2 separate regions of the Homo sapiens genome follow, and region 2 is linked to region 1. A link is a loop called in an ENCODE intact Hi-C map of the cell type or tissue named here. Cell type or tissue: MCF 10A. All regions are shown on one strand. Each heading gives the region's core, and the rest is flanking DNA. Links, peaks and the distances in the headings are about the cores only. Region 1 overlaps SYT1 (synaptotagmin 1). Region 2 overlaps SYT1 (synaptotagmin 1).

What was found. Hi-C counts contacts between places; a loop is a spot of excess contacts. Peaks named below come from ENCODE experiments on the same cell type or tissue, not always from the same donor. Only the 100,000 strongest peaks of a DNase experiment are listed, where the experiment ranks them.
Region 2: a loop joins it to region 1, with 11 times the contacts of the local background. A loop is called at or near these places in 10 of 110 quality-filtered maps.

The regions. Positions count from the first base shown.
Region 1 is chr12:79,340,091-79,348,438 of GRCh38, forward strand. All of the region lies in intron 8 of SYT1 (synaptotagmin 1), which reads left to right. Among named protein-coding and RNA genes, the nearest start is that of MIR1252, 75 kb to the right of the region's middle. In MCF 10A, for the core only: CTCF peaks have their summits at 4,956 (motif pointing left) and 5,155; a DNase peak (open chromatin) is centred at 4,961.
Region 2 is chr12:79,124,004-79,132,351 of GRCh38, forward strand. The region is part of intron 3 of SYT1 (synaptotagmin 1); the gene reads left to right. Among named protein-coding and RNA genes, the nearest start is that of SYT1, 260 kb to the left of the region's middle. In MCF 10A, for the core only: no CTCF peak of the experiment used is centred there; a DNase peak (open chromatin) is centred at 3,428.

The DNA of each region.
Region 1 (8,348 bases), core at 64-8,063:
AAGTCAGGTAGTGTGATGCCTCCAGCTTTGTTCTTTTTGCTTAGGATGTCTTGGCAATGCGGGCTCTTTTTTGGTTCCATATGAACTTTAAAGTAGTTTTTTCCAATTCTGTGAAGAAAGTCATTGGTAGCTTGATGGGGATGGCACTGAATCTATAAATTACCTTGGGCAGTATGGCCATTTTCATGATATTCATTCTTCCTGTCCATGAACATGGAGTGTTCTTCCATTTGCTTGTGTCCTCTTTTATTTCCTTGAGCAGTGGTTTGTAGTTCTCCTTGAAGAGGTCCTTCACATCCCTTGTAAGTTGGATTCCTAGGTATTTTTTTCTCTTTGTGGTAATTGTGAATGGGAGCTCACTCATGATTTGGCTCTCTGTTTGTCTGTTATTGGTGTATAAGAATGCTTGTGATTTTGCATATTGATTTTGTATCCTGAGACTGCTGAAGTTGCTTATCAGCTTAAGGAGATTTTGGGCTGAGACAATGGGGTTTTCTAAATATACAATCATGTCATCTGCAAACAGGGACAATTTGACTTCCTGTTTTCCTAATTGAATACCCTTTATTTCTTTCCCTTGCCTGATTGCCCTCTGGCCAACTACAATTTCATACCATGATGGATGCCATGTTGCCCATTAGGGGGTGAAACAGTGTTTCATATTGTTTTAAAGGACCCATAGAGATCTAAAGCTTTAGCTAAAGGTAATAAATGGTAGAATTTCAAGTACCTCAGCACACTATAGCATAAAGAATCTTTTGACAAGGACACTTTTGGAATTCACTTTTCCCTACTCTCCACTAAAAAGTCACAGTAGTAATTATTTACAAATTCCTCTACTTTCTCTATAGTGGTCCTTCCTAATACATGTTTCTATAATGACACCTACAATTTTATGTTGAATTTTTGTTTATATGCCTGTTCATGCCAGCATTGAAAAAGCTTCTTAGGGCAAAGACATGTTTTAATCATCCTTTGTTTCTAGTTCTTTGTAGCATGACTGGCATATTGAAAACCCAACATAAGGGTTTGACATATAAGACTAAGCTTTACTCATTTTCTACAAACCACAGATTTTTAAGTGGATCACTAATTATACTTCTGAAAACACTGTTTAGAAGTCATTTATTTATTATTAGTATTAATTATTTCAGGCTAGGCTACAATAACAAATAGGCCCAAACACGTAATGGGTTCTGCAAAAGAGAAGTCTTGGCAGGTAGGGCTCTGCTTTATTAAATCTTCAAGGATCCTGTCTCACTGAACCTCTGCCATCTTCAGCATTTCAGCATGTAGCTTCCAAGGTCACTCTGAGGTCACTATCACAGACATAGAAAAGAAAAAAAATCATGGGTAGGAGTTCTGGGGGACTGGGTCTAGGAGTGGTGCACATCACTTCTGTTCACATTCCATTAGCTAGAACCCAATCACAAGACCACATCTAACTACAAGAAAGGCTGGGAAATGTAGTCTAGCTGTGTTCTCAGGAAGAAGAGCGTGGACTTTTGGTAAACTACAGAGACTCTGGCAGTCTCTGCCAGAGTGGAATACTTAATAAATACATTCATTCTTTTTTTTTTTTTTTTTTTTTTTTTTGAGACAGAGTCTCGCTCTGTTGCCTAGGCTGGAGTGCAGTGGCATGATCTCAGCTCACTGCAAGCTCCAACTCCCAGGTTCACACCATTCTCCTGCCTCAGCCTCCCAAGTAGCTGGGACTATAGGCACCCGCCACCATGCCCAGCTAATTTTTTGTATTTTTAGTAGAGACGGAGTTTCACCGTGTTAGCCAGGATGGTCTTGATCTCCTGACCTCGTGATCCACCCGCCTCGTCATTCAGAAAGATGTGAAAGATGAGTGAAAGTTAACTAAGTAAACGGGAGGGTGGCAAGAGGGCAGAATGTCAAGCAAAAGGAACTGTTTATGTGAAGCCTCTGAAAGTGTAGGTGGCGTGGCACAGTTAATGATATAAAGAAGGCTTTCCCCTTGTGGCTGTTGCGCAGAGGGAGAAAGAGGCATTTGATGAGGCAGAGGAATAAGTAGGAAATAGAACTTGAAGATTATTCTAAATGATCATAAGAATTTGGGCCTTTTAACTCAAGAGAGATAGGAGACCTACTTAAGGATTTTAAGATTTGGTTTTTTGATGTTTTGTTTTTTAGAGACAGGGTCTTGCTCTGTTGCCCAGGCTGGAGTGCAGTGCCACAATCATAGCTCACTGAAGACTCAAACTCTCGGGCTCAACTGATCTTCCTGCCTCAGCCTCCTGAGTCACTGGAACCACAGGCATGCACCACCATGCCCGGCTATTTTTTTGTTTTTTGTAGAGATAGAGTCTGGCTTCATTGCCCAGACTGGTCTCAAAATCCTGGTTTCAAGCTATTCGCCCTCCTTGGCCTCCCAAAGTGCGGGGATTATAGGAGTGAGATACGATGCCTGTTATTTAAAAGGTGACTCTGTCAATTGTATTCTAAGAGTAAATTTCAGGAAACCAATTAAGAGGGTATTGGAGTAATCTATATGAGAGATTATTTGATCACATGGTGAAGACTATAAGGATGGAAACAAGTGAACTTATTGAGAGATTTTATGATAAATAAAATCAGAACTCAAAAGAAGTCAATGATCAACGATCAGTGATAATGCCCAGTTTTCTGGCTTAAGCAACCCCTTGGATGCTAATATCATTTGTTGAAATCGAGTGAACCAGATTTAGAAGAAAGATCATAAATTCAGTTTTTGGCATTCGAGTCTAAAACGAGTGTGAGATATTCAATGACTAGTGGACAGTTAGATATAAAAGTCTGGGGCTTAGAGAAAATATCTAAACTAGAGATACAAACTGGAGAATCACTTCCATATTATAACTAAAACCATATACTGGGATAAGATTAGTTTATGAAGAAAAGAAGTTAGTTATAACTACACCCTGCAAAGGGAGACCAAGAGTGAGTGGCCAGGGAGGCAGAGAAACTAAAATCAGGAAATCATTGTATTATAGAATCCAAGGAAAGAAAGGGAGTCAATAAATTCTGCTGAAAGTTCATGGAAATGAGACCTGCAAAATATTAATGGTTCGGTAATATGGATGTCATTTGAAATCTTAGTAGCAACTATTTTAATAAAATGATGGAGAGAGAAATCAATGGAACATGAAAAAATGGGGACAGTGATTGTAACCAATTTCTTCAAGAAATTTGGCTGTGCAAAGGAGCAGAGAGACATGGCACATGTAGAAAAGAGGATAGTTGAAATAGGAATTTTGTTATGATAATAGCGAACACTCACACAGTACATTTTGTGAGCCAGGAACTCTTCTAACTCCTTTTTTACATACTAACTGATGTAATTCTACTGACTCCATCACTATTCTTCCATTTTAGAGATTAGAAAAGTGAGGCACAGAAGAGAAAGTACATTGCCTGAGGCTTAGTAGGTAATAAGAAGCAGACTTGGGAATTGAACCTAAGTAGCCTGACTATAGAGTCCATGTTGTTACAAAGTCACTGAGGAATCTTCTAAGCATATTTTAATGTTGAAAGAAAGATCTCAAATGTTATTTTGTCTTTTGTCAGTAATAAAATATTTGGCACATACTCCCAATATTTCTGTCTTTCTATAAATCATATATATATTGTGCTATACCAATATATGATGTGTTTTATAAAACATATAAATGAAACACAATTTTGAAAATATGGGATAAAAGTAAATATAAATAGAAGGTCTAATATTGTCTTCTCATACTCCAATGGATTATCTTATGAAATCTGCAATGAAGATAACTAAAGAAGAGAGGGAAAGGATAGAGAAAAAGAACTGAGTGCATTTACTGGTTTCGACTACATGTGCAAATTTCCACAAACTCCGTGGCTTAAAACACCCATTTATTAGTTCAGTCCAGTAAAACAGAGAGAAAAACTAGACAGGTAGCTCTAATAAAGTAAAATCATGGAAATATATGATTTCCCAGCCAGAAGAACCTTCAGGACTGTGTTATCCAGACCTGTTTTATAAAGACAAGGAAGGTGGATCCCGATGGTTAAGCAGTTGACCACATTTCACCTCCTTCAAATCCTTCTTATACAGACATTCCCTGAACTTCCTGTTTCAAATTGCTATCCTTATTCCCCACCTACTTTACATGTTTCCACAGCACATACCTCACCAAACATGCCTTTTATTTTACTGTTATTTTGTTGACTTTGCGTGTCTTACTGACCACTGTGCCCAAGTGCCTAGAACAGTGCCTGGCACAGAGGAGGTACCCAATAAATATCAGTTATACCAAAAAATAGTGAATGAATACACATGGTGGTCCAGTGCTCTTTCCACCACTCTATACTGTACTTTACTGTCACTTTTTGTTTGTTTTTGTTATTGAGACAGGGTCTCGCTCTGTCTCCCAGGCTAAACTACAGTGGCACGATCTCTGCCCACTGCAACCTCCACCTCTTGGGCCCAAGTAATCCTCCCACCTCAGCCTCCTGAGTAGCTGGGGCTATAGGCACGCATCACACCACACCTGGCTATTTTTTTGTATTTTTTTGTAGAGACAGGATTTCACCAAGTTGCCCAGGCTGGTCTCAAACTCCTGGGCTCAAGCAGTCTGCCCGCCTCTGCCTTCCAAAGTGCTGGTATTACAGCCATGAGCCACCACACCCGGCCTACTGTCACTTTTAAGAAGCATTTTGATTTTCTATTTTCATCCTTATTTTGATCACATCAGAATATCTGCTTTTCTGTGAATTATTATTTCTAATGGGACCACAAGTGTATCAGTTAATCAAAATATAAATTATGGACATCATGAGGAAATTTTGAATTTCTAAATCATAAAGTGGAAATCCATTTTCAATTAAATTACATGAATTTTACACTTACAGAAGAGTAACTTGGTTTAAGCTGTTCAAGGGGTATAGTACTGTGTACATGCATTCCTGTGCCTAGAACACTCATGCCCTCTTGTGGACAGGGTTCATCCTGACTTCCTGCCGAACCTTCCTTATCTCAGCTCAGGTAACCGCTCCTCCAGGACACCTATATGTCCCCTGCCCTCCTCCTCCTCCCACAGACACCAGCTCTGGTTAAAAGGGGAAAACTAGAAGGCTTGTCTTAAAGCTACATTTGCATGGCCAGCACATTGGTTTTACAAAGAACATGCATTTGGGGTGGCTTGCAGAAATTTATAACGATTATTGAGGGAATAAATCTCTAAAGTCCCCCTCTCCTTAGTTACTAGACCCTGGAAGGTTTCAATCTTCACCTCCTATAGCATTTGTGCCACTTCTGTAGTACAGTCAATGCATTATATTTTTACTCATCTAGGTATCCATAGAGCCTAGACTAGAACCTAGAAGAGTCTGTGGTGGAACTCAGTAATTATTTTTTAATAAGAAATGAACGAATATAAACCAATGAGTTACAGAGTATGCCTAAAGAATAAGCATCCAAAGATACACTCTCTTTCACCTGAACAATTTACTATACATTTGTAGACTAGGCCAGATTCAGTCTTTCTAGCCTGAACACATTACACAGCAACATTTCACACTGTGACCATCTGGTCCATTAGATGTAAATACCGATTTGGCAGATACTTCAGGAGTATGAGAGTAATGCAGGAATAAAATGAAGTTGAAAAATGCTACCACCCAAAAGATATATTTAAAGCCACATATTATCTTATTAAAATTAAAAACCTAACATTGTCCTTCATATAAGTGAAGACTGTTTTAGTATTTTTACTAATGGGGACTATGCAAATGGTCTGAATTTTCATTTGAGAGATAATTGGGTCTCCATTTGTATGTCACCTCTAAACAAGACTCCCAACCTCAGAGAAAAACCATCTACTCATCAAAGAATCTGTTGCCAATTTAACACATAGAAAAATCTTCTTACAATTAACATAAATAGAATGTCCTTTTAAAATGTCACAGCATTAATTCAGGTACTTTTGAAAAACTCACTCAAGAGTACAGTGTTTCCATCAAATGTATGAACTTAGCCCCATTTGCAAAGGTCACTAAAATGAACCCATCTTTTTCCACATAAAACGATGTATGGGGCTACAGAGCCATTAAATAAATATTCATTTTAAATCAAGCTTTTTATTTATCCATTGGAGATGACCTCTGTTCTAATTATCTATAATGCTTTTCAAAAAGGAAAGGTATTTTTGTCGTTGTCTAGTAAATCATTAATTTGTGTCTATTCAATGGCTGCATTTTTTTAAAAATAATGAAATTATCAAGCTGCTCAGAACAAAGCTGCCTTCTGATTGTCAGCTGTATATTCTAAAAGAGCAGGTAAATTTCTCTGAATCTCACAGCTGGAACTTTTCTAACACTAACTGGCAGTTTCCACCTAGTGATCAAGGCAATTGACTAAAATAAATTACACATAAAGCTGAAATTCCTAATAGTAATAAGGCCCCTTCATGAGATAATCACACCAGCAAAAGCACTCATGTGTTGGCTGCAACCCTACAGGGTCTTGAAATTATCTTATAAAAGCTATACCTCCAGAAATGGTTTTGTTTCTAGTTTCATGACAGGGCTAATATGACAGTGTCCATAGCACTAGGTACAAAGGAGGAGCTCCAAACAAAATTCGTTACTTGACTGGATTAAAATGGAGACACTGTTGTTAAAGCACTAACATCAGTGCTATTTACAAAGCAGATGACTGGTGAGGACCTCATTTCAATACAGTCAACTGACAATTATTTCGAAGCTTTTATTATGTGCCTGGAGCTAGGCATAGAAAAGTAGTATATAGTCCCTGCTCTTCTGGAGTTTAAGGTGAGTTGAGCTCACGTGTAAGAAATAAATAGGGAAAAAGTAATCTCGAGGCACCATTCTACCAGCTATAAAGCAATTGCTAGCAGAAATCCAAGTGGGCTAGAATAGTAAGGAGGTTTTTTTGTTTGTTTGTGTGTTTGTTTTTTCTTTTTTTTTTTTTTTTTGAACATGGACTAGGGCTTAATGGTTAGGAGTAATTTGATTAGGCAGAAGGGAATAAAGGATTGCAGATGGATTTTCCAACTAAGCAAAAGTCTGGTAACTGGAAGGAATATAGCTCACAGAGAAATAGTGATTGCTGTAGCAAACTTCCCAATCTTTGTACCATCTTCATGACCAATGCATTTATTAACTGGGCTGTCAGGAGTGTTGATGGCTTATAGCTCATAACTGAGTTCCCCCTTCCTGGCATCACCCTCAGCTGAAAAGATGCTCACCCAAGATGTAGGAGCAGCCCACATCCAATGTTTGGGGGATTCAGGATGATAAAATCTCATCCTTGTTGCCCCATTTCCAAATATCTTTGAAGAACTCTCCCAGCTCCAGAGTTCCCCATAGAATTGACTGAGGTCTTGATGTAACTGTATCACAGCCCAACTTCTCAACCTGTGTAATCCTGATTCCCTCACTCCCAAAGAGGGGTTGATCTAAAGGACACACCCCTATAAACCTCATGTTGAAAATCTGCCTGAGTCTGCTTCCTCAGAGAACTCAACATATGACAAATGAAGATGCTGAAAAGACCAACCTGACTTATTCAGTTGTAAGAAAGCTGCATGTTCTCATTCAGTAGGCATAGACACTATTCCAATGCTGGGAACACAGCAGTAAGAAAAACAAGTCTTTTCTCTTATGGATCTGATATTCTGGTGAGGAAAACCTAAATAGACATAATAGAATGTCAAGTAATGACGGGTGCTAAGACAAAAAAGAAGCAGGGCAAGAGGAGAGGTAATGTTTGTGTTTAGGACTGCATTGGACTACATTAGATAGAGTGGCCACAGAAAAAGTCCCTAAAGAGGTAACATGCAAGCAGAAAGCTGAATAAACTAATGAAACAATTCATACCAGTATCTAGGAGAATATTGCTGACAGAAGGAACAGCAATGCAAAGATCCTCAGATAGAAGTGTGTTTGGCATGTTTTGGAAAGAGGAAGTGAAATCTGGAGAACAGTGGTAGGATACGAAGGGGGCAGATCATATCAGGCCTTTTAGTGTAAGGAACAGATGTTATTCTAAGTAAAAAGGGAAGATCTCAAAGGGCTTTGAGTAGGATTGTCCCATGATCAGATTTCCATTTTAAAAGGATCATGCTGCCTTTTATGTGAGAAGGAAACTAGAAAGGAGCAAGAAGAGATGCAGAGAGGCTATTATGAGGCTATTACAGAGGTCTAGGTCAGAAGTGACAATGACATGGACTTAAGGTTGCCACTGGTCATGGCTTGCCTGGGACTGAGGGGTTTCCCAGGATGCAGGACTTTTAGATCTTAAACCAGGAGGATCTTAAACAAATCAGGATGTTTGGTCACCCTACTTGGACTAG
Region 2 (8,348 bases), core at 275-8,274, 220 kb before region 1:
ACTATGCGCCAGGCACTGTGACAAAAACCTGCATCTAACTATTCAATGTTTGTCACAACCCCATGAGGTTTTCCTGAAATAAGCCACATTAAAATTGTCAAAAAGAAAAACCTCTTGCAAATAGCTGATCAAAATTCATCCTCTAAAAGCTATCCTGTAACTTACACATTTTGACTCTGCCCTAAACATAGCCAGAAGTAGGTTGCCTTTCAAAATTATGTGGCCTGCCATGGGAAAAAATTCTCCAGCACCAACATGATGTAATTGGAAGAACATAGATGCCTAGTGTTTTAATATACCCTTCGCAACTTTCTTGCTGTATGATCTTGGAGACAATACCACCAAAGCTCTCAGAATCAGAATATCACATATTATCCTATCTGAAAAGGGACTATGATACCAAACTCATAATCTTCTGAGATTACAACTTACGACTCTTCTTTGGCTTGTCGTGAGGTAGAATATAGATAATATATGGATAATCTGGAAAAAAGCGTGCCCAATAAATAACAGGGTATTACTCTCACCATCATCATCATCATCACCATTGCCATCATCATCATCACCATCACCATTATCATCATCATCATCATCATCACCATTATCATCATCACCATCGCCATTATCATCATCCTCATCGTCATCATCACCTGATACATTCTTAGATTCTTTGGGAGAAAAATGGTAGGAAATGAGTAGAAAATAAGACTCTTCCATGTGGTAGTTGTGTGTATTGTACATATACAACAATATATGAAGTCATTTCATGTTTGGTAACTAGACAATTGTATCTCTACTCTTTTTTTTAATATTATTAGTCAGATGTCCAGTCCATAAAGGTTTAAAAAGTCAAGTATGGACTAATTTGAGTATAACTGAAGAGCTTCATTTGTTTCAAATGAAATGAAGGGGAAAAAAGACTGGAGGAAACCAGGAAAGAAAGGAGGGAAATTGAGAGATGGGGAAAAAATTGGAATGTCAAATTTTTTTTTTCCATTCTCTGCTCTTGTGGGTTTTGTTTGGTTTGGTTTGGTTTGGTTTGATTTGGTTTGGTTTGGTAGGACTACAGTATAACATATGCATCCTTGCGTCTTTTTATTTCTCATGACGAATAATCCATCCATTTTTTGGTAAGCATCTTAGGGCTCAGCAGATTGCTTTATCACAGAAGGTTAAATCATAGAATCCTCAAAAGAATGGGTAGAATCCATTAAAAACTGTGCAAATGGAAAATAACGTACCTATTTATTTTTCTGTTTTCTTCTTGCTACTTCAGAACTTTACTTTTCTTTGGCAAACATTGTAAAGAAAGAAAAATGTTCAGAGGCTGGGCGCAGTAGCACGTGCCTATAATCCCAGCAATTTGAGAGGCCAAGGCAGGAGGATCACTTTAACCCAGGAGTTCAAGACCAGCCTGGGAAACATAGTGCGACCCTCACTGTCTCTACAAAAAAAAAAAAAAAATTAGCTGTGTGTAGAGGCTCGTGCCTGTGATCCCAGCCACATGGGAGGTGGCTGAGGTGGGAGGATTGCTTGATCCTGGGAGGTGGAGACTGCACTGAGCTGTGATTGCACCACTGCACCCCAGCCTGGGCAACAGAACAAGCCCCTGTCAAAAAAAAAAAGAAAAAAAGAAAAAAAAAGAAAAGAGCTCAGAGTTCTCAGCATATTTACACAAAATTTAAAATATAAAAACTATATTTTTCCTTTGACTGCTCTAATATCAATATGCAGCTTGCTAATAGGCATATCACATTCCTGAATAAATAACATTCACTCTTCCTGGAACAGGTAGCCCCCAAGTTTCTTCATGTCTTTGCACAAAGGCCTCCTTATCAAAGAAGACTTTCCTAACCTCTGCAGGAAGTAAGTTCCCCGGCTCATCAATCACTACTTTCCTTATTTGTTTTTTTCTTTATTTTCTTCAGAGCACTTCTTGCAATGTAACATCTGTTTATTTAGTGTCGTTCTCAGTCCATTAGAAAGTAAGCTCCATGAGACCATGGATTTTCTTTGCTTCACTACTGTATGTCATGGCAGAAAACTTCAGCAATAATTATTTCAATGGTAATGCAGTGATTACTGAAAAGTGAATATTAAAGACTTATCTTCTGGAAGAGCAAAGTCCTAATTATTAGGTATCAGAAACTGATAAAAATTAATATCAGCACATTTAAAATACATAGCTGATATCTTGAGTATGTAACCCATATATATGGCCATTAATAAAAGTGGTTTTTGTTTTGTTTTGTTTTGTTTTGTTTTTGTTTTTGTTTGAGACGGAGTCTCGCTCTGTTGCCAGGCTGGAGTGCAGTAGCACGATCTTGGCTCACTGCAACCTCTGCCTCCCGGGTTCAAACAATTCTCCTGCCTCAGCCTCCAGAGTAGCTGGGATTGCAGGCATGTGCCACCACACCTAGCTAATTTTTGTATTTTTAGTAGAGACGGGATTTCACCATGTTGGCCAGGATGGTCTCGATCTCTTGACCTCATGATCCACCCACCTCAGCCTCCCAAAGTGCTGAGATTATAGGCGTGAGCCACCATACCCGGCCAAAAGTGTTTAATAATATGCTAGAATTGTCCCTTAAATAACTCCAGTGAAATAGCGACTTTGGAGGATTTATATATGCAGTGTCAAATAACCCCATTTAAAGTATCTATCTGGACACCTCAAAATGGTGTTAGTAAGAATTATTTTCAGACCTACAATAAGACAGTGTCCTAGATGTCCTGGATTAGTAAGTGAGCAGGTTTAAGGGGTACTAGAGAGTAGGGACTCCCTTATTATGTCTTGGACTCAAGATTGAAATTAGGGTAGGGTTTACCAGTGACGTGAATTCTGTGCTTATTTGTCAACCCTATGGTGTCTATACTGAATTCAGTAAAACTCTGGCTTTCAACTTGAGAATTAACACATCATGCTTGTTTCCAATTTTATGTCATTGACATTGGTGAGAGACTCCTATGTAGGACCATAGCCCACCAGGAAGAGACACTTGGGAGTCTCTGGCAGCATCTCTCAGCATCTAGTCTATTGTCTCACACTGTTAAAATGTGTCTCCAAAGTTTCATATTTTATTCCACAAAATGAAAACCCAGGAATTATCTGGACTGATCTTCCACTGAAAGCAGACAAGTGGCATTTGTTACTTAAGCATAATTTTAGAGCTTCACTCTCTTCAACCAGGTTGCTCATCAGAGTGTTCCTCCCAGAGGCATAAACAAGCTCTAGTAGATGCAATTTTCTCCATCTTCTAACATTCCAAAAATAAATTTTAGTGCCCTTCACACATTGGCTTTCTGGCAAATGCCTGACTGGCCCACACTTAATCTGACTTTGACTTAACATAGCACTGGTTGCAAAAGATGTGAAAAACATGGGCAGTTCTTACGAAACAGATTGTGGTTCTAGAGCTTAGTCATATTTAAGAGCAAGAGTTTTGAAGCCAGTGTAGGTGGTAACAGCCATCTGAATGTGGGAAACTTACTTAATGTTTCTAAAGCTCAGATTCCTCAGTTGTAAGATAGGAATAATGATAGTACCTAGCTCAGAGGAGTGATGTGAGAATATGAGTAAGCACTGAACAACGTTGTCTTAAGGCCTGAGCAGAATAGTGAACATGAAAATGACTATCACATAGCAGTTCAACATGTCTGTTGTTTTCATGTGCTGCCAACATCCTGCATTTGTGTGACTGTTTCTGTTTCCAGCTGTCTTTATCCAGCCACACAGAAGACGAAAAGCTCATAGGAGTCCTAGAAAACAATGGTTACTTTGTCTTTATTTCAAGCAATAGAAGGGGACCTTCTTTAGGAATGCATGTTGGATCAAGTTGGAGAAGTTGATTAATATTGTTTAATGTTGTTTAAATTCAGCTGTTTAGGAAATGGAATGCCTGTGCTGATAATAAAAAAGATCATAGATAGATAGATGGGTAGATAGGTAAATAAATGCATGATGGATGAATTAGGTAGACAGAAAAACAGAAACAGTCATAATATAGATGAGTGGATAAGTAGGTGGGTGGATGGACACAGAGATAAAAACATATAAGGGTGCATAGATGGATAATTAGATAGAGAGATTAGATAGATAGAAAGATAGCCTGGGCAGAGTGGCTCACACCTATAATCCCAGAACTTTGGGAGGCCAAGACGGGGAGGATCTCTTGAGCCCAGTAGTTCAAGACCAGCCTGGGCAACATAAGGAGACCGTGTCTCTCTAAAAATGAAAAAATTAGTCAGGTGTACTGGCTCACATTTGTAGTCCCAGCTACTTAGGAGGCTGAGGTGGGAGCACCTGTTTGAGCCAGGAGGTTGTGGCTGCAGTGAGCCACAGCACTCCAGCCTGGGTGACAGAATGAGATTCAGTCTCAAACAAACAAACAAAAAAAGATACACAGATAGATAGATGATAGATAGATACATAGATAGATAGACAGACACGTAGATAGAAAGAACAAATCTTGGAACTCCCTTCCTCTTCTGAGTTACAGCTGAACACACTTATGTTTAAAGTCTATGCTTTTCAGGCATGGTGCACTCAAGTTGCAAGGAAAACCTGGCAGATTTTCCTAGAACTTCTGATTTTGTTGATACCCTATTAAAATCATCAACATGCCCCTGCAAAATTTGATAAAATCCCAATTTCTTTATAGAACATAAAAACCCATTACTGAGTTGATGGGTGCAACAAACCACCATGGCACGTGTATACCTATGTAATAAACCTGCACGTTCTGCACATGTATCCCTGAACTTGAAGTATAATAAAAAATAAATTAATTTTAAAAATCCATTATTATCATACTTACCTTACTAACTTCTCTTCCTGTCAGTTCTTCCTACTCCTTGAGCCAAGCTGGACTTACTGGTAATTCCCTGAACACTTTTGATTTCTACATGATTTCTATATGCTATTCTTACTAGAATTTTGTGTTTGTGTTTCAAAAAGTGTAGATATAAGACAAAACAAAAAATATATATTTATATTTTATAGAACAAAACCTTAAAGAATCAGTGTCATTTTATGTTAGAGGAGCATGGCCTTGGGTTACAGTCCCCTAGACCCTCCTGATGGTATCCCTTCCCTCTCCTTTAGCTTTATGTGTACTTTGGTGAAAATTTTTAAAAATGCGTGGTTAACCAAAGGACTGCAATAATTGGTGTGGCATGACTCATAAAGCCTTTGCAATTTTTGTTTTATTATGCTTTTATTTTAGCAATGTATAAATTCATTTTTGCTAATACTAAATACACATGCTATTAAGGTGATGCTCATCAGATGATATTTTCAGCAGAAAGGCTATGAGATGCAATGGAAAACAGAACACAGTTTGCTATGAGCAGAAGATAAAAGGCATAGATGCATGCTAAGCCAAAGAAAGATCAAATGCTCAATAGACCCATAAAACTTTCCCTCATGGGTCTATGAAAGAGCACAGTCAAGCTGATAAAAGTTATACTGAAAGGAAGAGTCACTGTTGAAAGAAGATCAATTGAGTAGTGTATTGACCATGGATGCAATTTTCTAAAGCTTTGTAGAAATATTGATGTAATCTAGGAGGGATTACTTTGCAAAATTTGCTGTCTAATTCACCATATTTGAGTATTTTAACCCCACTAAGTATGAGTGTCAGCAAAGACTTAGTACTTGAAAGTGTGCTAAGAGTTCAAAATGGTTAAGAATCTCTGAGTTAAATTTTGCATTTTAAATCAAGAGACTTACCAGTACCTTTTATCATCAAACCAGAACCAGAAAATCAGGGTTGGGGAGGAGGCGGTGGCTTTTAATATAGTAAATCTAAGTATAAATGTATAAAATTCCATTTAAGTCATAGTGCTTCCATGGAATGTAAAGTTGTAACAAAGATGATTCAAATATGGGTATATTATAAACATTTACAGAGATGTATTATTTTGAAAATGGTAAAGACCTCTGCAAATGGCCAGATGGAGAGAATTACACATATACAAAAAAAGTAACATTTTTAGATTAAAAGTTTGCAGATCTTTATCAGAAACCTTTATAAAAGCAAGTAAACTTTTTTCATTGTACATAAAAACATGGAAAATTTGCTAAGTTTCAGCAGGTATTTGGGGTATACAGTTATAGCCACCAAAGAATAATTTTTATGCTCATCTGGAAAGAATATTTTTTCAGGAATAAAGTGTTTTTTCACAGTGAGCTGTAACTGAGTGATTATATATGTATTCATATGAGACACTTTTGAGAGAGGAGGTGCTAAAACAAATTTAAAAGTATTAGTTGATCTATAGCAGGCTTTGTCCAGGCTTTTCTATGAGCAAACTGGAACACACAGTTAATCGAGGAATAATAACTACCTTCTTAATATCATTTGCCATCCTATGCATTATATTGTCCACCATCTCTAAACTCTCTGAGTCTCACCATCGTATTGTTCATAAGCAGTTCTCCATGGATGTCTGTTTCCAAACATCTTGAGAGCACAGGAATTGTCTGCCTTGATTCCAGATAATATATTCAAGAAATTTTGTATGGCAAAGAGCTTTGGAAGCTAGAAATTTGGAGCAAAGATCAAGTTTATTTGTTTGCATCTTTTGTAAGATTTGGATTTTCTAAGACTAGGATTTCTCAGTTCTAACTTCAACCCATTATGTGAACATCATCTGCTTGGGCCATGCCATAATTACCCGCATGGGATTTGGGACTTGGGGTGTCAAGGGGAACTTGCACAAATATAAAGCTCATGCTGCTTGTTATGTCATAAATAATTTGGTCCTTTGTCTTTGAACCAGGAGTCTCATGTCTTCTGCTAGCCTCCATGAATTTATAGCAGGCTAACTTGTTAGCTTACAAGTAGGTCAGAACCTCAGTCCCTTCATAGTTCTTAACACACATCTACAGGGCAAAAGCAAAACAAATAAACACTATAATAGTGATATTCAATCCAGTTGAGCATGAGACAGGGCATTGAACAGGGATTTGGAAGTAAATTGTAATCCCACTGCATTACAACCATTTTTTGAGTTACTCTGTGCAAATTATTTCACTTCTTTCTGCTACTCAATTTCTTTTTTTTAATAAAGGAACTTCTGCTAACATGCAAATGTGTGCATGTGTGTTTTCTTTTTTTTTTTTTCTTTGCCCATTGTTTTATTATACTTTAAGTTCTGGGATACATGTGCAGAATGTGCAGGTTTGTTACATAGGTATACATGTGCCATGGTGGTTTGCTGCACCCACCAACCAGTCATCTACATTAGGTATTTCCCTTAATCTATAAAGTTTTTTTAGAGAGGGTGGTGGCCCTATAAGGTCTAACTCTAAATTCTTAAAACTTGTTAAATTTTTTTCAGTGTTTTTCATAACTCTGTCCCTTATTCCTTCAACAAGGGTTTTTTTGTTTGTTTGTTTGTTTGTTTTGTGTGTGTGTGTTGTGATAACTTAAAAATCAGAAAATATTACATATGGGAAGCTCCTTAGAGATGATGTACTTTAGGGACTTCCACAATTATGTTCTGATCAATCCTAGGTTTCTTCAGAGAAAATTTTGGGTCTCTGAAATGCTTGATTGAACTTTAATTTTCATATACAATTTAATTAAGTTTTAAGCTAATAAGACAGCATGTATAATCAGATGTGTTATAAGCCAAGTGCTAACACATAGAAGACCATCAATGAGTCAACTTATATATTCACTGACATTAAAAATGCAAATGCCATAAAATTCAATTTCTAAAACAAATCTATACTGATAATATATTTATTTTGACTGTTTTTCTATGGAAAGTTAAGAACAATAAATCACTTTGAACAGCCCATTTTACAAATCAGAAATATGAAAAACTAATAGGAATATGAGTATGATGAAAGAATGTGGTTAATTCGAGTAAAGAGAAGACAGAGGAGGCAGGAAGTTAGCTATACATGTATGGAGCTATGATAATTTAGTTGAAGTTTTTTATTCCTTTTGAGTTAAGGATCACGTTTTGTTTCTTTTGAGTTTCTATAGTTAAATGCTGCAATACCATGGAGTGTGGTTAACCAGAGTGAGTTTTCTTCCTATTAGAAATTGTTATTAAAGACTTTGTTACAACTAAACAGAAAAAATAAAGGAATAATCCCATTAAAAAGTATGCAAAGGACTAAATAAACATTTCTCAAAAGAAGACATACAGGCCGAGAGTGGTGGCTCACACCTCTAATCCCAGCACTTTGGGAGGCCAAGGTGGGTGGATCACGAGGTCAGAAATTTGAGGCAAACCTGACCAACAAGGTGAAACCCCGTCTGTACTAAACATACAAAAATTAGCCTGGTATGGTGGCACGTGCCTGTCGTCCCAGCTACTCAGGAGGCTGA